Regions from separate parts of the Homo sapiens genome. Here region 1 is linked to region 2. A link is a loop called in an ENCODE intact Hi-C map of the cell type or tissue named here. Cell type or tissue: heart left ventricle. All regions are shown on one strand. Each heading gives the region's core, and the rest is flanking DNA. Links, peaks and the distances in the headings are about the cores only.

Evidence for each region. Hi-C counts contacts between places; a loop is a spot of excess contacts. Peaks named below come from ENCODE experiments on the same cell type or tissue, not always from the same donor. Only the 100,000 strongest peaks of a DNase experiment are listed, where the experiment ranks them.
Region 1: a loop joins it to region 2, with 9 times the contacts of the local background. A loop is called at or near these places in 33 of 110 quality-filtered maps.

What each region holds. Positions count from the first base shown.
Region 1 is chr9:2,018,921-2,029,604 of GRCh38, forward strand. SMARCA2 (SWI/SNF related BAF chromatin remodeling complex subunit ATPase 2) reads left to right here. Exons shown (of 34, transcript NM_003070.5): 2 at 10,067-10,327. The coding sequence starts at 10,103. Among named protein-coding and RNA genes, the nearest start is that of SMARCA2, 8.9 kb to the left of the region's middle. RefSeq lists enhancers at 53-651, 4,634-4,683. In heart left ventricle, for the core only: no CTCF peak of the experiment used is centred there; no DNase peak of the experiment used is centred there; H3K27ac peaks cover 3,331 bases.
Region 2 is chr9:2,831,800-2,843,509 of GRCh38, forward strand. PUM3 (pumilio RNA binding family member 3) reads right to left here. Exons shown (of 18, transcript NM_014878.5): 2 at 6,627-6,718; 3 at 5,381-5,602; 4 at 2,232-2,367; 5 at 1,558-1,633. The coding sequence starts at 6,708. Among named protein-coding and RNA genes, the nearest start is that of PUM3, 6.4 kb to the right of the region's middle. RefSeq lists an enhancer at 11,325-11,710. In heart left ventricle, for the core only: a CTCF peak has its summit at 6,253; no DNase peak of the experiment used is centred there; H3K4me3 peaks cover 1,363 bases; H3K27ac peaks cover 661 bases.

The DNA.
Region 1 (10,684 bases), core at 1,665-6,664, 810 kb before region 2:
GTTAAGAGGCGTGGCAGATTTGAATCCTAGTTGCTGCATTGTTATGCAAAATGAGACACACTTTTTCTTTGAGGAATCTAATTGCTCTTTTATTCTCTTGGACTTTCTTTCTTTTTTTCCTCAAATGCTTCTTTACAATGCAAATGTTTGCTATTGTAAAGAGGGGATTTAGAGACACCTGTTAGGTCCAAAAGATACTTATTGCGGTAGACTGAGGGGAAAAAAAAAAACAACCCAGTAGATCAGAGGTCCGTCTACCTTGGGGGCATCAGAGAGATGCCATTTTTGTAAAGAACATTTCAAATGAATGAGGAATGTGGGGTATCAGAACCCTTGAAGAGGGTGAGGGGAGGGAGGGCTTCCTTCAATGCAGCCTTTCTCTTATGACTTATATCAGTAACAGCCCAGCATCAGGACTAGGTGCACTGTGGTGTTTCACAGAAAATATTCACCACAAGAGCATGTTCAAAGCAGCCTTAGATCTTTTCTTTTGTTCGTTTGTAAAGTGGTTTTTGAGCATTTCTCGTCAAGTTTCTTGAAAAGTGCTTTGACCAACACCTGAGGCTTAGAATTGACAAAAAAAAAAAAAAAAAAGTGCCTCGGCTTGTATTATATTGTTAATGCTTGAATTCTATTTAAAGTATTCCTGACATGGTATAACTAGAAAGTGACACTTGTGCAGATAAGTATTTAAAATTTTTTTCTTTTATTAAGTTTAAGATAAATCATTCTACAGGCCAGTATAAAAGCATATCACATCCTTTTCTAAAAGGTAATTGTGATGCTCCTTATATTGTTGTAATATTTTGACATTTATTATTATGTATTACAGCAAGAGCATAAAAAGAAGAGTTTTATAAATTATAAAAGTGGTGCTGTCCTCCAGTGTTTTCTTGTTTTTTTTTTTTCTCCTTTAGAAATCTTCCTTTGTAAACAAGGCCTTTGTCAAACTCTTCTAGGTCAGCAGCTTTTTGATACCCCAGAGAAATAATAAATCACTATTTATGACATCTTGACATGGTGCCATGAGGACAACTGAATTATCACATATGTAATACTAAGGACTGTTTCCCAGCATTTGCAAGTGGAAGGAGTGTTGGTAGGACCTGATTTAACCACTTTAAGATTTGATTCTGTTTCTGGTCAAGATGATTTAAGGGACGATAGGGACAAATTCTTTGGTTAACTTGAGTTACCTTAGAAAACTATATGAGTTACATTTCTTTTCTGCTGTATTTCTTGTGAACAGATGAGAAAATTTCCCTAGTATGAAAGCCACATTTAGGGGCTATTTCTGATTTCTCCTTTTTAATGTAAAAGAATTATCTTCTAAATTGTTTTTTTTTCCCCCTTAAATATTGTGTTTTGGAGATGTCTTTGGCCAATAGAGGATGTGAATTTTCTGTCATTTTTGGAAGCGTTCTTATTAGGGGACTCTAACCTTTAGCCGGTTAATAAAGCCATGGGTCATTCGCTAAGTAGTGAATAGAAAATACACATGGTGGTAATTTATTTGATAGCATATTTAGGAAGGCCTGGAGTGATTATTTTTTCTATATAGAAACTTATGACTTTATACTTACTAGGGACTATAGGAGTCTAAAACTATGTTCTGCCAGAGTCATTATGAAAGAGAGCATATTTATTTACGTAAGATATTTATCATTAAGTTAAATGGGATCTTGCAACCTGGGCTGGCAAAACTGCAGCTTTCTTACTGTTTATTATGAGTTTATTATTACCCATGTTAATATAGCACTTTTCCTTGAAAGTGTAGGATATGTTAAAGAGAGCTTTTAAGTAGTAAAAGTTATAAATATATCGTCAAAGATGCTTGAATAATTGTACCTCAGAAAAACATACAATAGAGCCAATGAAATTCAGGAACAAAATAGCTGGTCTTTTGAATGTTTGATATAAACACCTCATTAATTTACACATTTGGAGTGATGGTTTAGATATGGAATACAAGATTTTGGCCTGAAACTCTGACATAATGTCCTTCTGGACTTCTGGGTTTGTAATACATTATTATATAATTGAAGCCTAGTATGAATTAGGATATTTTATTAGATAGCTACGACTTCCAGAATATTTGAACAATTGTAATCTGGCCGTATACCTGTAAGATTTACAACAGTTTTTAAAACCACAATATTCTATAGTATTTTTAGGTGGATTAGTATCAATTTAAGCATCAATCTTATGCCAGTATGTCATCTACATCTATGCAAGCAGTAATATTTTAGAAACTTTTTAGAAACTGGCCTAATTTAAATATGGGCTGGCCCTTTTGTAAGTTGATGAATGGGACCCACAGAAGTTGAAATAATATTTAAAGTTTGAAAACCATTAAATATAATTGAAACTCCCTCCTTTAAAAAAAACAAAAACAACTAAACTCAGAATTTGGAATTCAAAATTACTTAAAAATGATAAAAATCTCTAACCAAAAAGGAACGTCATATGTTGGCTTACAGGTTATCCAAGGGAAATTCTGTATCAGTTTGCACTTAAACTGTATTTTTCTGGTTCAGGATGATTATATATTTCTTTACCTACTTGATGTGGTATATTTCAGTTTTTACCATCCCACTGGGAGATGCTTTATCACACATGGATATTGGATGTCCAGAAGGAAAGCCCTCTCCCATCTTCCCCCCTGTGCTTTGTTGAACTGGACATGTAATAAATGGCTTTGCAAATAGTCACAATTATTTTGTGGCTTGCTGTTGTGCTATACTAAAAGACCATTAAGCAGAGTCCAAAATTCTGTAAAAAATAGATGATCTGTAATTGATAATTTATGTGTCTTAAAGAATGTACCTGAACATTTAATATTGTATTTATAATAGCATATTGAATACAAGTAACAAATGGTAAACTGCATGGGCCATGTGATACAGAGAGAGAGATCAGGGTGAGCTTTCTTGAGCTGATGGGGTAGATAAGGTCTTTGAGATGGGATAAGGTTGCTGTAGGGGGAGGGCAGAGGTGGGGGTGGTGGCATCTGAGCATCCCAGATCAGAAGAAAGCCCCGAGATCACAGAGACCCGGCGAGATCACAGAGACCCGGCCTGAAGGAACGTGGAAAGACCAATGTACCTGTTTTGACCGGTTGCCTGGAGCAAGAAGTTCCAGTTGGGGAGAATTTTCAGAAGATAAAGTCGGAGATTGTGGAAAGACTTGACTTGCAGGTTAAAGCATGAATATTTTATCCAATCTGTATTGGAGGCTTGTCTCAGAAGTTTTGAACAAGGGAATACATGAACAAAGCAATATTTTAGATTAATCTGGCAAATTGTGGATTCAAGTCCAGAGTGGGAATTGAAGCTGTTAGAAGGATCCTGGCAATAATGCGAGCATATAGTAGCTCACAAGGTGTCTTCATATCTCATATTTTATTTGATTCGTATCAAAATTGAAGTTGTAGTCAGCTACTGTTATGCCTATTTTGTAGGTAAGGAGCTTGAAACTCAGAGAGGTTAAATGAACTCATTTGTTGATTTTTTAAAAGGCATAGTAACATCATTAATGGCTATTATCCATTTTAACTGCAATGAACTTGGAGTTCATTGTTGAATTGTTGTTGCTACTGTGAAAGTCAGGGCCAGTTGACATTAATGAGTGCCTATGATAGAACTTTAGTTCATTCAGCATATGATGGTTGAGTTTTACTCTTCAGTAAAAATGTGCCATTTTAACCACAGGTTTTTAAAGTATGTATTTCAGACTCTTCTTTTTATATGTTTAAAGTATAAATAAACTTATCTTGGCAGTCAGAAAAGGAAGTGGCTGTTGTTGATTCTTATCAACATCCAGAATGAGGTTGCTTTGCAAAAGGGCCTAACCTAGGAGAGACAGGCATATGTGTAAATATACGTGACATATTACCTTTCAGGGTGTCATGATTTGAAACTAACTTTTTTTTGTTCAGTTTGTTAGCTTTTGTTTTGACCAGTTTGCCCAGCCCTTTGGGTTCCACTGAATTTTAAAAGTGATTTTCATCTGTGATTACCTTTATAACTACTAATGGACATGAGTCTCAGAGTAGAGGATGCTTTGCTCTAAAGGGTTTCTAACACTTAGGTTTTCTCGTAAATTCCCTTTTTAAAACAATTTTTCCTTTGTGGGATCACTGTCAGTCCTCATGGAAGAGGCCATGAAATTGCATCGCTGGTAGACTCTTTTGAGATGGCAACTCATGGTATCTATAAGGGTGGTAATGTTAAGAGCCAGGATCCTATTAAGGCAGTGTCTGAGGTTCATGGGGGACTAATTAGCTGCTGCCGAGTTTGTTGTTATCTTTTGTTGTGCACAGAGCTGCCTCACAGCCTTTGCCAGGTCTGACTCTGGGCAAGGACCATTCCCAAGGCAGTTTATTTAAAGTGAGGGTAGCAGCTCACCCACATCCTAATTTGTTGCCCTGATTGAAAGATGAAGGAGAGTTCACAGAAGCCCAAGGAACAGAGCAAAGTTTTAATCTAACAACTTTTAAAAAACATATTTGACTTTGAAACGAATGGGAAAGTGTTGTGAATAACCCCAAGAATGCTGAAGAAATGTTCTCAGTGATTTTCTAGGGTCTTGATGGAGCAACTTATAAGGTTAACTTTAGAACCCGGTGTGATTTGTATCTGACAGATCACATTATGCATTGTTTAAAGTTGCACAGCTCAGACCAAGAAGCAGTGTGGGCCTTGGTAATGTTTCACCGCTTATCCCGACAACCTTGGCCTGTAAAAAGGAAACTTCGGGTAGATTTATTTCCTTTATCTGCATTGCTGTTCTCCTTACCCACCCCGCACTGCTTCCCCATTAAGAATAACAGTGCTTGAGGCCCAGTTCTGAAGATGTTGCTACTTCTTGTGGGTGAATTATCAATTCATTTACAGAGAAAGCCACATACAAAACAAGAGGCAGCCCTTCAGGTCAGGGGAGATGTTCTGAATCAGCAAACAGACATAAAAAGAACTCTTATCTTAACTATCTCCTGAACCTTGCAGTTCTCCTGTAACAGCCAGAACACTTTAATAAGACTGGGATATTCTTGGAGATGTGGACTGGGCCTAACTTTTATTTCTGATATTCCACCTTTAACCTGGACCTCCAAGTTTTTCTGTAAAGTGAGCTGTGAAAAAAGACAGGCTGGAGATCCAAGATTTCCTTGTGCTTTCTTATGAAGTTTGGTGAAGAGCAATTTAAGAGATATTGTCAAGGTTGGTGTGCTGCCCCAAACTCTGCGACTAGAAACCAAAAGTTTCTAGGGAACTTTTTTTCTTTTTTTTAAACTTGAAGGCCTTGCTGAAATGCTACCTTCTCCATTACACTTTACCTAATTCCTTTCTCTCCTGTAACCTCTGAGCTAAAGGTAATGTCTCCCATTCTATGACTGTGTTGGATAGTTTGGCTGTACCCCTCCGTGTCCTGCAGGATCTTTCAATATTTTTATCTTGTTGCTACTTACGCACAAGTCTGATTTCCGTATCAGACTTCCAGAGTTGTGGGGTAAGCCTTCTATTCATTTTTGTACCGCCTGCATGCCTTGTACCTAGTAGATACTCGGTATGGTAACTAAAACATCATCGACCTTTTCAGTTGATGACATGGTCTTCTTTTCACATTCCAGGGCTTCTCTTTACTTCTCTAGCCTGTGGTAAGTTAATATATTATCACAACCAAAGCCTAGTCCTTGCAAGATATCCCTTCCACTGTTTCTGACCTTTTTTTCTTTGGCTTCTACTTTCTACCCCTGCACATTGCTCTGGCCTGGTGAAAACTCTGGTGGAAACATGGCTTGCTAGATCCGTGTCATAGCTCAGTGTTGGGCTGGGAGTCAAGGGATAAAAGATTCTGCCTGCGGTTTCTCTCCTGTTGCAGATGTTACTTTGGGCAAGCCATGTTTTCCCCTTCTGCCTTATTGCCCTCATCTTTTCAATGGCGTTGTGGCAAAATGTCTCTTCAAATCACCAGAATTATTAGGAAACACATGTAGGTGTGTTCAAATATTACTCCACATGTGGGGGTCTTTGGTGTTTCTGTTGGTTACAATTAGACTGTAAGACACAAGTTTTGTCATGGTTGGAGTGGTGACCCTTAAAATTCCATGAAGTTGAACTCCTTTTAATATGCAGATGGCTGTGCTGAGCCTTTCAGCTAAGGGCAGAGGAGATTTGGGCTGAGGGAGGATGACTGTGGTGTTTGGAGCTCTGGCAAGCTCCTCTGGGGCCTCTTCTTTTTAAAAACACACACTCTCTAGTTGTGAATGTAGGAAAGTGGGAAGTAAGGACGAAATCAAGACAGAGTATACTGCTGAGAAATTCTTGCCTAAGAACATAGTGGTTTGGCCCTCGGGGAGTCCTGGTCTGGGGGAGGGTGGGGACCAGCAATGCATGTGTATGGGGAGGTTGCTGTGCCCCCCTCTCCCCAGATACATTTTTGTCATTATGTTTTTAGCCACAGACACATAGTTGTGGAACAGGTCGTTCTTTTCTGTGACAACGGGAAACTCCCTCCTTCTCCTAACACAAAATAAAAATAGATTTTGTGTGTTATTATGTGAGCAGACCTACCACTGCCCTGTGAAGTCCATCTGGGCCCTCTCCTCCAGCCCACCCTACTATGCTTACTGCTGTCGTCACCACCCTATCTCTATTGTCTCATTAGTGCTTTGGAGAAGAAAGGGGTAGAGAGTCCAGGGGATACTGGCAGGGCTGGTGAGGGAGAAGTGGAGTTGGCCAATACTGGACTTTAAACCTTAACCATACTAACTTAGTAATGATGTGCTGCTTGAGACTAGCACCTCTTTCTAATTTATTTCCCCAGGTTTCTTCATACTGTGGGAAAGTTTAATTACATACTTGAACTGTAAAATAAAATTGCCACCCGAAATGTAGAGGAAGAATAAGAGGCCAGGATTATAGGCCTCATCTTAGAGAGTCCTCCCCTTGGGTTTACTTGGGTGATGGTAGCCACAGCAGATCCTAGGGCAGCCCTGATTTTGCCTTGGAAGTCCATTAATGGACTTTCCAACACACAGGTTTGGATGAAGTCTTCAAGATGCTCTGGAGGCAGCAGGCATCAAGTCACGGATGGACAGCTGGAAGGGACCTTTGAGATACTCCTATCCTGAGCCTAGAGGAAGTCAGGACCCCAGACGAAAGGCACTTTTCCCAGGGCCCTAGAGTTGGTGGTGACCCTGAGACCAGAACCCAGGTCTCTCAGCTCCCAGTGAGACATCAGTGAATATCACGTCACGTTCTATGAGAGTCCAGATCTCTGCCATTCATTAGTTATATGGCACAGGGTACATTTCTTCATTTGTTAAACTGTACTGTTAGTCTGAGCCACACACATGCATTGAAGTCCAGGCATCTGAGGTTCTCTTCTTATTAAATAGTTTCCTATATAACACGTTCCTATATTAACATTCCAATTATATGCCCGTAATTTTCCACTTCCCTTCCAACATGTTTTCCCTCTAAGACGTTTTTAATAGTTTCCTTTAGCAAAAAAAACGAGGAGCATTTTTATGGGACTATGTATGAGTAATTACAACATTCTCTGAGATTCCCAGGTGGAAATGATAATGCATGTGGAAAGTAGCATTATGGGCTAATGTATATTAGAATTTCATGTTTAATATACATCAATTATATTAAACGTAGGAATATCAGCCTAACTTCAGTGTTTGTATCTTCATTGTTCAAACTCGTGGTATATTACTTTAATACCTATTGAAGCTGATTTCAGTGTAAACCATAACAGGAAGTAAGCAATTTCCTTTTATTCACTAAAAAATAAAAGGGTGTATTAGTGTGCTCATATACATGAAAGAGCATTGTATCTTGTAGTAGCCCTGAATCGACGTCAGCTTCCTAAATTTAAAATGCTGACTGAACCTGTGTGAGGTGGTGGAAAGCAAAAAGAAAAAAAAGTTCCGTCTGCTTTGTTCATCACAAAGAATAAATAATAACATTGGGCTCTCTAGTGAATTCAAGGCTGTAATTCACTGTTGAGGCTCCCCTGTTGTTTAGAAGCCACTTGTACTGGGTTCCCTTAGTCCTGTTTTGATCCCCTGCTTATGATCACTCTGAAGTAGCCTTTGACTGCTTCCTGTTTCAGCTCTAATTTACTTGTCAAAATGGCCTAAATTCTTGCCTACACTTTAAGGATTTCTTTATGGGAACACAACTCAAACACTGATGACTCTGTGGTTTTTATTTATAAAATTAACTGAAGCTGGCTACAGTGGCTCACACCTGTAATCCCAGCGGTTTGGGAGGCTGAGGTGGGACGATCACTTGAGGCCAGGAGTTCAAGACCAGCCTGGGCAATATAGTGAGACTCTGTCTTTACAAAAGATAAAAAAAATTAGCTTGGCACGGTGGCGCCGCCTGTAGTCCTAGCTACTTGGGAGGCTGGTTGGGGAGGATCACTTGAGCCTAGGAGTTTGAGGCTTCAGTGAGCCATGATCTCTACTGTCCTCCAGCCTGGGCAATAGAGAGAGGCCCTGTCTCTAAAAATATGAAAAATTAAAATAAAGTTAAAATTAAAAAGTTGATTTTATTAATAGTTGGCCCTTGAAATTTACTCTGCAGTTGATTCATCAGATAATTTTTGAGCTATGACTATATGCTGGTTGAGGTGCTGGGAACGTGGAAGGGAAACTGAGCATGGCCTGCCTTCATGGCCCTCATACTCTAGAGATTCAGTGCAAGTGATGGGTCGCTAGGAGTGGAAAGAATGTGTTTTGTGTACTGCCCCTCCAGCCCGCCATTCCACTGTGGGTAAAGAGCCCTGCTATGGTGACTAGGCCACCACGGTCTCATTCCATCTCTGCCACTAAACAATGGGTAAGCAAATCACTTAGGGTATGTCATTCTGTATTTTGTGAGGCTGACAGCAAAAAGTTTCTCCATGTACAGATGTGTGCCTCCAAGGTAACATCATAATATAGAACAATTACTGTTGCTAGTGGAATTCAGCTATCTTGCCGGCATCATTGATCTCTATCAGAATGTGGAAAACAGCTTATTTGCTCATTCTGGCTCATAGCCAAGATGCAGTTGTACCCACTCTATGAGGCATTTCCAATGGGGATGCCAAGAAGCCTTGGAGTGTGGGTGGTGGAATATAGTTCTGCTGAAATTGTAGAACCAGAATTTCCACACCTCATCTGTGGTGAGCTCTGATCCAGTAGTCATGGATGACTTCTCTCAAGGATTCTTGACCAGAGCCAGGTCTGGGACAAATCCCTGGTTTTAACTGTCTGAGGGGGTCTCTGCTTCAATTAATTAGCTGGCAAGAGGATCACGTCTTAAACTGTCCCTCCTGATCACTTCTGGTAGGGTGGAGTTGGTGGGGAAAGTAATGCTAAATAAGGGTGGCCGTTTGTTGTGCTGAGACTACAGCTGTGTTTTTCACACATGTCATTGCATTGAAATCTCAAAAGAAGAAACATTAAATAACGTAGCTAGTAATTACATATATGAGTATTTGAACCCATATTTGTCTGATTCCTATAGCCTTTGCTTTTTTCATGATTGGGACTTCTCTTTCATTCTCAAATTAGAAGATTGTATTTTTCCCGGTTTAACTATCTTGAAGTTTTGAATGCCCACTCACTTATGAAAATGAGTCTTGGTTGGATACTTTTTAAAGGGTTCTGTATTTTAATGGCTTTGTGGGGGTTAATGTCTTGTAAGGTGTCCAAGGTAGTAAGTAATGGAGAGCATCTGTTGACTTCAGTAATAAATTTCAAACTTGTTTAGAATTCTGCTTATGTGTTAAATTTGAGTTTCTCCAGTGAGTCCTTTTGTATCTTAGATGATTTATATTTTTCTGGGGAATCATTTAGTGTGTGTGTTTTTTTTAAACAAGTGGTCTTCATAAAGACTAGGGCAGACGGATGTATATCACACTCACTCAAACATCTGGACTAGACAGGGCAGCTCTGTTTGATGTTTGTTACAGAAATGGCACCATCAAATGCTAACAATTGTTTTATTCTGGTCTTAACATCATGTTTAAAACATGCCTTCCTTTTTTCTGCTTTTCAACTTAGCATTACTCTACTGACTGGCAGAGACAGGAGAGGTAGATGTCCACGCCCACAGACCCTGGTGCGATGCCCCACCCAGGGCCTTCGCCGGGGCCTGGGCCTTCCCCTGGGCCAATTCTTGGGCCTAGTCCAGGACCAGGACCATCCCCAGGTTCCGTCCACAGCATGATGGGGCCAAGTCCTGGACCTCCAAGTGTCTCCCATCCTATGCCGACGATGGGGTCCACAGACTTCCCACAGGAAGGCATGCATCAAATGCATAAGGTAAGAGTTTGTTCTCCCATTCAAACTCAACTTCTGATAAGTGGATGGCTAATATTTCTGATAACCCCATCCCCCTTTCTACTGTTGTTAACAAGAAAATCATGCAAGATCTTTGTCTTGTATATCTCATATATTATTAAAAACGCATATTGTGAGGTACTTTTATTGCTACAGATGTTGCATCAGTTATGAAGATCAGATGTTGGCTTTTTAAAATACTGACATAGACTATGCAGTTCTGATAAGTAGATCCTGTGATTTGTGGGTTGAAGGTATTTTTGTCTTGGTGAATTAGTACATTAGTCTATAAGTCTTATTTTTTCCTATCTGTGTTAAGTAACTTATCCACTAATGAAC
Region 2 (11,710 bases), core at 3,214-8,213:
TTCCTAAAGAAATAAATACAACTATGTCCATAAACACTGTCAATTATATAATAAGTTAATCATCCATTTGTCACATTTTCATTATAATTCCTGCACATATATCCAGTTATATTTCTAGAAGAGTTGTTGTGTTTTGAATCTGATTCTCTAACCCATTCCTCCTCATGACTGTTGGAAGGACCCACTGACCAATTTTCTAGAGCGCCCTCCACGAATCATCCATCATGCAAAATTATTTTCACTACGCCACAGTACCAGTCTACTTCAAAAGTGCTTATTTGTTGCTCACTCTAAAGTTTCTGAATTCCAACAAATCAGGTGAGTGTATACTTCCATCAAAGTCATAAATTTCAAGATTTGTAAGACATCTCTTAAGTATCTCTTAAAAAAATAAGGCTGTTTTTGTGCATATATTGAGCACCTATTATATAATCAACATAAATGCCTTAAACATAGTGTTCTTATTTATAACTCAAAGCAACAATAAGAATGAGCTGTTACTATTCCCACTTTACAGATGAGGGAAGTAAGGTTATGAGAAGGAACTCGCTATCTCTATTACCCCGAGGAAGAATCTTACTTCCCTGAGTCCCAGATACATCAAATATACAACACGGATGATGACATACAGTAAACGACACAATGCATGTGCTGGTTAACACAATTCCTAGCCTATAGTAAATAATCAATAAAGAAGTTATTGTTATTGTTTAAAGGCACACATATTTTAAGCAGCCCAGCCAGGATTTGAATACCAAACTCACTTCTAACACCATGGTCATACAGCTGTGACCTCAGGGTAGTTGAGAAAGAATCCTGAGTGAAATATTTATAAATTGTCGGAGCTGAGGGGGCAGTCCTATCGTAAAAAGATCCTGCTGAATTTATAAGAAAGCGGCAGCTGATGACTTGCTACTTTCCTTCAAACTGTAATATAGCATCTGGTTAGACCTATGCATCTGACTTGACAAAGGCTGCCCCTCCAGGTGCCGTAAAACTATGAGAATCTGTTGTCTTCCAAGCCATTATGTATTAATCCAAATACACAAGAGTCACAGGAAATTTATTACAAAACAGGATTAAGCAGCAACAATGAAAACTACTTTAGAATTCTGAAATGATTATATTTTAGTTAAAGATCTTCGCATGATGTTTACAAAAGCATGGAGGAAAAGAATGAAGTAATATGTTCACATCACAAATATAAAGAAGTTGGCAATTGAGAACATACTAAATTATATGGAGTTTAGAACAACACATTTATAAAATACTACTGAACTAATAAACTTCTCAAGATAACTTTAAGGAAACACTGGCTTATTTTAAGAATTATTAAAAAATGACTGAAAAGACTGATAATCTTTTCAAAACTCCCTAGCAGTAAGGTCCCTCACTTTTAAATTTTTATGTAGTTCAGTGTTATGGAAGATATTTAAAACTTTTGGCCAAATACACCGGAAACAATGATAAGATCATCTGTCATGAATGGTCAGCTACTCCTGAGAGTGAGGCAACTTCAACTGTTAAAAATTGCAACAATGAGTATATGCTACTTACAGTTTTAATTTTCCCTTGAATCAACTTCTGCAAATCACTCATTAACTTTACTCTTTTTTCTTTGTCACAGTCTTTTCTACAAATGAGGAGAGGAAGGAAACACAGTTGAAATAAAGAAGTTATTTTAAACACACAAAATTAAAAACTGTACCAGTATATGTTCTCCAAGTTCAGCATGATTTTCTTTTCTAAGGCAGCAAACCTCTGCCATTAAAATTACTATTCCAGAGCAGCCAGACAAAAGTAATTTTCTCAAAGGCAGAAACTCATCTCAAAAGGTATAATTTTAGGTATCAATCCAAATCTTAACAGCCAGAACTTCAGAAGTAAAAAAAATAATAAAACAAATCTAAGATAACAAATACTGAAGTATCTCAAAATCTAGCTGATAAGAAATTGTCCTTCATTTTCTCAGAAATCTCTCAGGAAGAATGTCAAATTTATTTCAACCTCATACATTTTCATAAGCATATCCGATGCCATCATAATGATTCTACACACTTCTGTGACGGGCAGACTTCCAAGTACTGATGTCTCTAATGGGGTGTCATGAGGACCCCCTCAATAACCCAAGTGCTATGTCATTTATTTTAGGACATCTCACTATTTACAAGGTACACTGACTTCTCCACTGTTGCAAAGGGACTAACAAAGGCATCTTTAGGTAGAATTACCTTCTTAAAATCTCCCACATCTGCTTTGCCCGAACAACAATGTCATAGTTGGTTTTATCACTGAGTTGTCTGCTTTGCTTCAGTTCTTTCTTCTTCTTTTTGAAGTCATCCCATTTGGGCTTCTTGGCTGCTGATTCTAGTTATTATAGAAATTATTTTCAATTACATTTAACATTCTAAGTGTCATACACCAATACAAATTAGGTAAAAAGGGCAATCACTAATCAGGATCAATGCTCATTCTGGAAGCTAAAAAGGGGAACATACCATCCCCCATATATACTTCACTTTGCTTTCTGAGCAGTTTGTACATTTTACATTTGGTTAAATTTAAATCTTCATTAATTCTTCTAACAGGATACCTATTAAGAGAAAAGGACACTAAAAGAATTACAAAAGTAACTAGAATATTTTAAATATCTTTTTCAATTGTGAAATAAAATTCTACTTTTTAAGATTAAGATCATTGGACTTTAGGTATAATTAACTTCCAATGAAAACAAAAATTAGTCCAAATGAAAACAAGAAAAACAACTTCGAAAATTCACTGTTCTGAGTGCTGTTGTATATTAAGTCACTTATTTCTTACAACAACTCGAAGAGGTAGGTATTAATATTACCCTCTCTTCCATGGTGGGGAAAAAGAACAAAGCAGTTGAGCTCTCTATCTGAGGCCACACAACCTGCAATGGTAGAATTAGGACTCAAACCTAGAAACAACCCTCTGCTGTCTTAGTCATGACAATGAACAACCAAAATTTCCAAGTTCGCCACAAACAGAGTGATACTATAAAAGTCGAATATCTATCACCACTTTTTTGTCTTCAAAATCCAAGTAACTTACCAATTGAACTAATGATGCCAAACAAAGAACAACTTACTAAAATGGGTATTATTTACATGAGTATCTGGCACAGAATCTTTTGGGGGAATTAGTCACTTCTAACTATCTCCCTGTCTCTATAAAAAACTGGGAAAAATGCAAAAAAAAAAAAAAAGAAAAGAAAAACCCTGTAAAACCAAAACCTAGCTATAGCCACTGATAATTTTCCCCTTGCTTCTTCTCCATACATGTTTTAATCTTTAAAAACTCAAAAAGTGGCCAGCTGCAGTGGCTCACGCCTATAATCCTAGCACTTTGGAAGGCTGAAGAAGAAGAATCATTTGAGGCCAGGAGTTTGAGATCAGCCTGGGCGAAATAGTGAGACCCCGTCTCCACAAAAAATTAAATTAAAAAATTAGCCGGGTGTGGTGGTACATGCCTGCAGTCCCAGCTACTTGGGAGGCTGAGGCAGGAGGATCACTTGAGTCCAGGAGGTTGAGGATGCAGTGAGCCATCATCACGCCATTGCACTTCACAGTCTGGGCAACAAAGTGAGACCCTCAAAAAAGAAAAAAATTCAGAATCTGCCTTCACTCAATATGATTAGATTATGTTTGCTCATGAAATTAACATTCCTCAAGAACATAATTTTTAATGGCTATCCAATATACTACAATGTATTTATTATTCCTTTATTGTTTACTTATATATTCATTCCCTGTCTGGTAATACAAAAGATTATAGGCAACAGAGGGCATATTTACCATTATATTAATATGGTATCCTCTACTATACAATAGAGGATAGGAACTGATCCAGGGCTAATTTAATTCCATAAATATTTGGGTACCCTTGACATATGTCATGCTAGGCTGCAGTACATTTATCAGTGTGGGGGTTGTCTAGTAACCAATCTCTCATGTTATTTTATCAGTCTAGTTACTGATACAAAAATATGAGAAAATGAAATCCAGAGTCCCATTTTGAGATATCAGGAACATATCTCCCATAGCAAAAGAAATCATAACTTTCCTCATATCAATGTGAGAAATTAATGTATATGTGTTTAAAATGCAGGCATCAAAAACTCCAGTAGAGAAAGAAAGATTTGGGATCTAGTAGAGAGGTTAGGAAAGAGAAAGTAGAAAAGAGAGCTGGAAGAGAAACTTCTGGCAATTGGGGAGGAGGAAGATGAGGGAGAAAGAAAAAATGAAAAGAGAAGATCAAGACTGGAGCATGAAAAGATCCTGGAGCCCTAATGGGAAACGATGGCATTTCCCCTCCTTCCTCTCTCCCTACCTCCTTGTCTTAAGGCTGCTGTCCCTCTGGTAAGCAGCCCTTAGGCAGGGTAAAAAGCAAGCACCAGGACTAGGGGATGGCACTGAGAAAACCATCCCCAGTGGTCTCAGCTGGCAACAAAGGAGCAGTGTTAAGACACGCTGTGCTGGAGAAAAAGAGAATAAAAGGCACCAGAAAAATTCTCAGGATGTTGCAAAGAAAGTAATGATATGACAATCCACATAACCTGGAAACTGCTTGTTTGAGATCAGTGCAGGACAAAGCACGACAGCGGAATGTTATAAAATAGAGAGCAAAGTTCTGGGTTAGAAATGACCCACTGAACATCGTTGACAGAGATGGGCAGTTTGTTTCAACAGACAAGCACGAGACCTGCCAATACTTCCAATCAGTGAGCAACTTGTCCTGAATCAATTAAAATCAAATCTGTCATGTGTGCACAACACCTTCTCTGGAACTACTATGGATCTGCGCCATCAGAGGGATTTATTGTATTAGACTGGCCTAAGCTCTGTGAAGGCAGGGTCTCTATGTTTCTTGCTCACCAAAGCATCCTTAACCAAGGCTGACACTTAGCTGGGGACAGACTGATTCTTTAAAGCCAGATTCTATGATTAGTTGGGGCCTGTATCCTTACTGATTATTTTTGTGTGTGTGCGTGTGTGTGTGTGTGTTTTGCCCTATCTCCTGGTACAATGCATAGAAAACTCAAATACTCGTTCGATGAACGAATAAATTTTAGCTTATAAAAAGAAATGTTTTATTGAGGTTCCACTGTATAAAGCCATTATAATTTAACTTAACTCCATGGCTAAGGTAATTCAGAAAAGGGCTAAGAAATAAGAAACTCTAAGCACCAGAGGAAAATTGTGAGCATGAAAGATGCTTTGTTGTTTATTTAAGCCACCTACCTGTCCCAAAATGTTACCTGCCAAGGAATAAGAATGTGAGGTTTCTAACGCACCTCCAGAGTCCCTGTGCACAATCGTTCAGGCACTAGTTCAGGCATGAACGAACCAGTACTTACCATCGCTTCTACCATCTGGCTGGAATTTTCTCTTCTTGTTGAATTTATTTGCCGGCTGGAATTTGTTCTTTGGTGATTTGTCCCCTTGCTGCTTATTCTTGAACTGCTTTACACCCTTTTTCCCAAGTTTTGTGATACTTTTCTCAAAGTTCCTAGATGTGACTTTAGGTCCACCTTCTTTAGCAACTTTCCTTGTTGGAAATGTCTTTGAAGAACCAGAATCTAGTGACAATAATAATTATAAGTTCAATGATTCTGGGCCCAAATCTCTTTTATCTATTGGATTATATCCATTACAGAAAATTATACTTTTTAATCCCAATACCATGTCTTACTCTCAAATATGCAACATATAGCCTTTTGAGTAGAACTGGATTTAAACAATCAAAACAAAAATAAAAAATTCTTTCCTTGATTATAAAACCACCTAGAGAGTAGAGAAATGTAAAATAAAAGCTACCCATGATTCTACCACTAAAGATAAACACTGGTGTCAGTTTGGTATGTTTCTCTAGTTTTAAGCATATAGCAGAGCTATTATTTATATACCTTTGTATTCTGCTTTAATGATGGTCTACACAGAATTTTCAAGAGTTCAATAACAAAAGAAGTCTTAAGAAATGACTTCTTGAACATTCTTGAAATTTGGAAAGTATATCATAAGGACATCTAAAATGTTAATTTTAAAATTTTCTAGTTTTAAGAAAATTTTAAAGCCTATATTAAAATTATTTATCAAAAACTTTTGATCAAGAAGGCTTACAAATTAGTACCTAACAAATGAGATGCAAACAGTAATGGCTAACATTAAGGAAACATTAATCATTTGTATAGTCCCTTGACTTTTCTGTTTTACAATACTGACACCTGATGGAATAATAAAGACATCACCATTATAAATTCTGAACCTAAACGTATTTGGCTTATGAGCAGTATGTATTAAACAGTCCTAATTTATCAAATGTTAAAATAAAATGTATGGTGAACTAGTGTGAATAAAATGAGGCAACAGCAGCAACAACTGAGATAAGGAGTCTTTCATGAATAAGGCATTCCTCAATCATTCTTGCAATTTCTTAAGTGTCTAAATGTCATGAGCAACATGTTAACTCATACACAATAACACATACTTCTTCCTACTATTTTAATCCTAATCCTAGCCAATGAATACAGATTGAAATTTACTACATGCCCTCCCATCCCCCAATTATAACAGCCAAACACCCACATGGGAAGCATATCTTACCACTATTTTTATGAAATCTGTTTTTTTCTTGTGCTGTCTTTGTACTCTTTCCTGTGAATTGCTTTTTCCCTTTAACTTCCATCGTAGCAACTCTGGAAAACCAAAACCAAAACCAAAAACAATCACTGCAGTTCTCTTCATCAAATAAGAGCTGTTTCATAGTCATTGCCACATTTAGTCCTTCAGTCTACAAATACAATACAAATCAGCCAGATATAGAATGGACAAGTACTTAAATCCAGCAATTTTGCAATCACTGACTCAAATTTTAAAACTGAAAATGAACAAGGTATCAATAAAAAAACTAAGAACAACACACACCCTGGCCAGTGTTTGATATCTCTGGAGGCATCACTTCACTTCCACAATAGTACTGGCTAAAAATAGACCACTATTGACACTAAGTATAATAAGCATCAGAGTTTGCATTTTGTAACCTGGGAAGACTAGGGGATGAATAACTGACAAAATTATCGCTTGATTTCTTGGAGCCTAAAAAGCCAGGAACAAACAATAGGCTGCATGTACCACTACATGCATTTAATATAAGAAAATAAAGGATTATCTGAAAGATTCCTATGCAATCCAACACAGCTAAAACAAAGATTAGCATCCAGTGTTTAATCTGTGATTGTTTTAGACGCAGCCAAGCAATTGGCAGTGAACTCCAAAATAAGATGTTGAAATAGTTAATATTTCATTGAAAGGAATCTGTCTAATAGGCGCTTTATAGGCTACTGAGACACCATGGTGCACAGGATAAACAAGTTATAACCCCTCACCTACCCAAGGTCCCTGAAAGCAGCAGAACAGATCAAGAGAAAAAGCCATTTGGCTCATTTCTCCACTTTCCAAAGTTGGACGATCAACTCATTTGAAAGCTGGCTGTAAACAACAGATGTTAGGGATCCCTAGACAACACCAGATATTTCTAGATTAGAATTGCCCATTCAAGAACTAATTTCTCAGGATATTACCATAAGAGAAAAGAAGGGTTCTGGGATAAAATATATTTGGGAAACAGTAAGTTAAATGACAAGAATCAGCCCGTAAGAAAAGGCTTTTCAGATTCTTTAATTTGCTAATATATACAATCAATTCTCAAGCAAAGGCTAAAGGATGCAGGATTTTCCAACTCCAGTTGAACCACTTTTTCCTGGAACATCATAAGGGAACAGCAGACTTCCAAGGAGTACTCTGGAAAGTGCTGTTCTAATCTAGACTTTTCTAATGATTTTGAAAAATGGACAGTCCCTGAATTACTCAGCTTCCTCAGGGCATTTAGAACTGAAGGGTCACATTATTACTTGGCTATGGCCATCATAACCATACCTGCATCTCTCAGCTCTTCTACACCTGTAGTTTTCTAAGAATCCATTCATTTACATGTTTTCTCTGTATGTTTGTTCTAATTTTTATATTGAAATAATTTTAGCTTTACAAAAGAGTTGAAAAGATACACAGTTCACATATACCCTTTCCCCAGCTTCCCCTAATGTTAACATACAGTTAACTAAGCTACAGAGTTGAGTTGGAGTTTACCAGTTTTTCCACTAATATCCTCTTTCTGTACCAGGATACACTGAATCTGGCCATCAAGTCTCCTTTGTATTTTGTAGAATATTCCTCATTTGGGGTTTGCCTGATGTTTTCTCATGATTAGGCTAAGGCTACACATTTTTTGGAAGACTACCAGAGGTCAAGCTTTCTTCTGGTAGTACTCTATCAAGAGGTACATGACATTAACATGACTTATTACTGTTTATGTTAACCGTGTTCACTTGGTCAAAGTAGTGTTTTCCAGGTTTCTCCACTGTGAAGTTGCCACTTTAACCTTTCCATCTTTATTAGATCCAAACCACCAAGTCCAGCCCAAAGTCAGAGGAAAATTAAGCTCCACTTCCCAGAAGGAGGGGTACTAAAGAATCCAGGCATACGTTAAACTACCACAGCAATTAATAAACATTTTAGACAAGATGTTTGGAGAATATGTAGACATCCTATGTCCTCCTAAGTTTTACCTGCTAACTTTAGCATTTGTCGGTGGATATCGCCTGCAGCAATTACTGCATTTAAATGGTGATCTTCTATTTCTCTTATTACTTTTGCCTTTGTTATTCTCAACTTTTCTGTAGGGAAGACTTGTCCCATCTTTTCCATCTATTTACTTGTATCATATAGTCTCAGATATTTATTTCATTCCTTGGTTATAATCCAATACCACTGTTATTTTGTTGCTCAAATAATGCTAGCTCCAGCCAGGGGGAAGTTTCTCAGGTTGCTTCTGTGTCCTTTTGACGCGGCCCAACTGTTTTGTTTTGCTTTTAAAGCACATCCTTATTTCCTGGCACTGGCTCCAGGTTCCTTCTGTATTTTCCTTAACCTAGCCCTGAAATCAGCCACTTCTCCAAGGAATCCTGGTTCCTTTCATTGAGAATGGTATTTAAAAACCAAGATCTGAGTGCTAGGCGCACTTGTTGTCACTGAGGTGTCCCTGTTTCTATGTCCTTTCGGCAGACAGATTCAGGAAACACATATATGTATATTAACTTATGCATATGCACATACCTATATTTATTTTTATATCTATTACAATAACTTGAAGCTCATACTGATGTTTCCAAATCTAATCAAGCACCACATATTTTCCTCCAGGCATCTCCTCTTGCTCATTTGTAACTTCCTTCTCTGACAGTGAGCAACCTGCTTCCCACCATCTACAATTTATTTATACACATATTCCACCCTACTATACATGCATAGTTTCAGAATTGCTAACCTGTACCCCGTGAGAAATAAATTTACAATGACAGTACAGTGTTGACGTACAATTCTTTTTTGTATCCATTCAAAATACTTTTCCAAAGTTACTTAGAGGCTTGCATGGTGGCTCACACCTGTAATCCCAGCACTTTGGGAGGCTGAGGCAGGTGGATTACCTGAGGTCAGGAGTTCAAGACCAAACCCCATCTCTACTAAAAATACAAAATTTAGCTGGGCATGGTGGTGTTGCAAACATGTAATCCCAGCTACTCAGGGGGCTGAGGCAGGAAAATCACCTGAACCCAGGAGGCAGAGGCTGCAGCGAGCTGAGATTGTGCCACTACACTCCAGCCTGGGCAACAGAGTGAGACTCTATTTCAAATGTTAAACTACCATAGCAATTAATAAACATTTCAGACAAGATGTTTGGAGAATATATGGACATCCTACCTCCTCTTAAGTTTTACTTGCTAACTTTAGCATTCAAGTCAGTGTATTCTGCCTGCAGCAATTACTGCTGCAGGCCAAAAAAAAAAAAAAAAGGTTCTTAGATCAGCCCTTCGGCCCCTCACCCTCTTTAGTGAAGTTACATGTTTATAATATAGTTTAACTGATTTGTCACAGCCTGCATTCCATCCCCAGAAATGCTGGCAGATTTATTAAATGTGCATATAGTCAAGTTTACTCTTTCTGGTGTATAATTCCACGGGCTTCAACAAATGGCTAAGACTCATGCATCCACTACCACAGTATCTTACAGAAAAGTCCTGTCACTCTAAAAAGTCCCCTGGTACAGCTCCTTTGTATTCAACTCCTTCCCTCTTTCCTGACTGCCAATGATTAGGTTTTCACTCCTGTTTTGTCTTTTCCAGAATGGCATTCTTATACATGGAATCATACAATATGTAACTTTTTGAGTCTTGCTTTTTGCACTGGGCAAAATGCAATTTGCTTTGCTTGGGAACCCTGTACCTTCGTAATGAATCATCACATTCAATAGTGTCTCTTGGAATTCGCCCCCCTTTTTCCTTTCCCTCTATTACCCCATTCAGGCTCCTGTTACCTCTTGCTCAGTTTTGTTTAGATCCTATCTGCTTTGATCCACTTTCCGCTGCCTGATTAACCTTCCAGTAGCACACCTATTTCATGTCATTTCCATGCTCCAATAGCTTCAAAGCTTTCCCACTGCCTTCAGGAAAAAGTTCCAACTCAGGCATTCACAGCCATTCAAAATGTGGTCTTAATTCACCCCACTCATCACCACCACACAGGAGCCACTATTCTTATCAGAATAGTGAAGTTTAAAGCCATTCTCTCTACCAACACAATTTCTACCCATCCTTCAAATTCAGTTTAAATGACATTTTCTTATAGACCAACCTCTACATGTTAGCATTCCTCAAATCTTTGCCCTAGGGAACTTCCCTTCTCTCTCCACACTTCTCCCTAGGTGGTCTCATCCAATCTCCTGGCTTTTTATGCTGAGTACTCCCAAATCATGTCTCCATTATGAACTTCTCCTTGGGGTCCAAACTTGTGTATAACTGCTTATCTGATACCTCTAATTATGTGTCTAACAGGAACCTTACCCTTAATATGTCCAAAACATAATTCTCTATGTTGTTCTTTATGTTATTGTTGTTTGCCCCACAAACAACAATATACTATTTTTCCCTGCCCTATCGTCCTCCATCTCAGCCAATGGCACATCATCTACTTTACTGCTCAAGTAAGAAATCTGAGTTACCCTTGACATTTTCCTCTCTACTCTGCCACGCTGAACCATAAGTTAGTTCTCTTAAATGTCCCTTACGTCACCACCCTAATGCAAACTATTACCAATACAATCTCTTGAGCTTCCAAATGTAATACATTTTCTAAAGAGAACCAGGGCCTATTCATGATTCTCACTTGCTTACAAGTCTTCAATGTTTTCTACACATGGTAATAGGAACGGAAATGTTTTCCTATTGTACAGAAAAAAAAATTCCCCATCATGACCTTCAAGGCCCTACAGAACCTAGTTCCACTCTATCCGGCTAACTTTATCTTGTACTCTAACTATACTCCTTCCTAGCTCCCATCTCAGGAACTTAGCCCATTATCGCCTCTGCTTGAAGTACTCCCTGAGCTTCCAAATCTCCGTTTAAAGATCACTTCTTCAGACTCCACTATCTGCCAACTCAGCATCCAGTTCGTTTCCTCCCAGCACTTAGAATCTGCGTACATTCAGGCAAACCGCCTAGCACTGGAGTTGGGGTTTGTGAAGTAGCACAGACAGGCTGATCAGGCCGAGCACGGGCTGGGATTCCGGAGTGAAG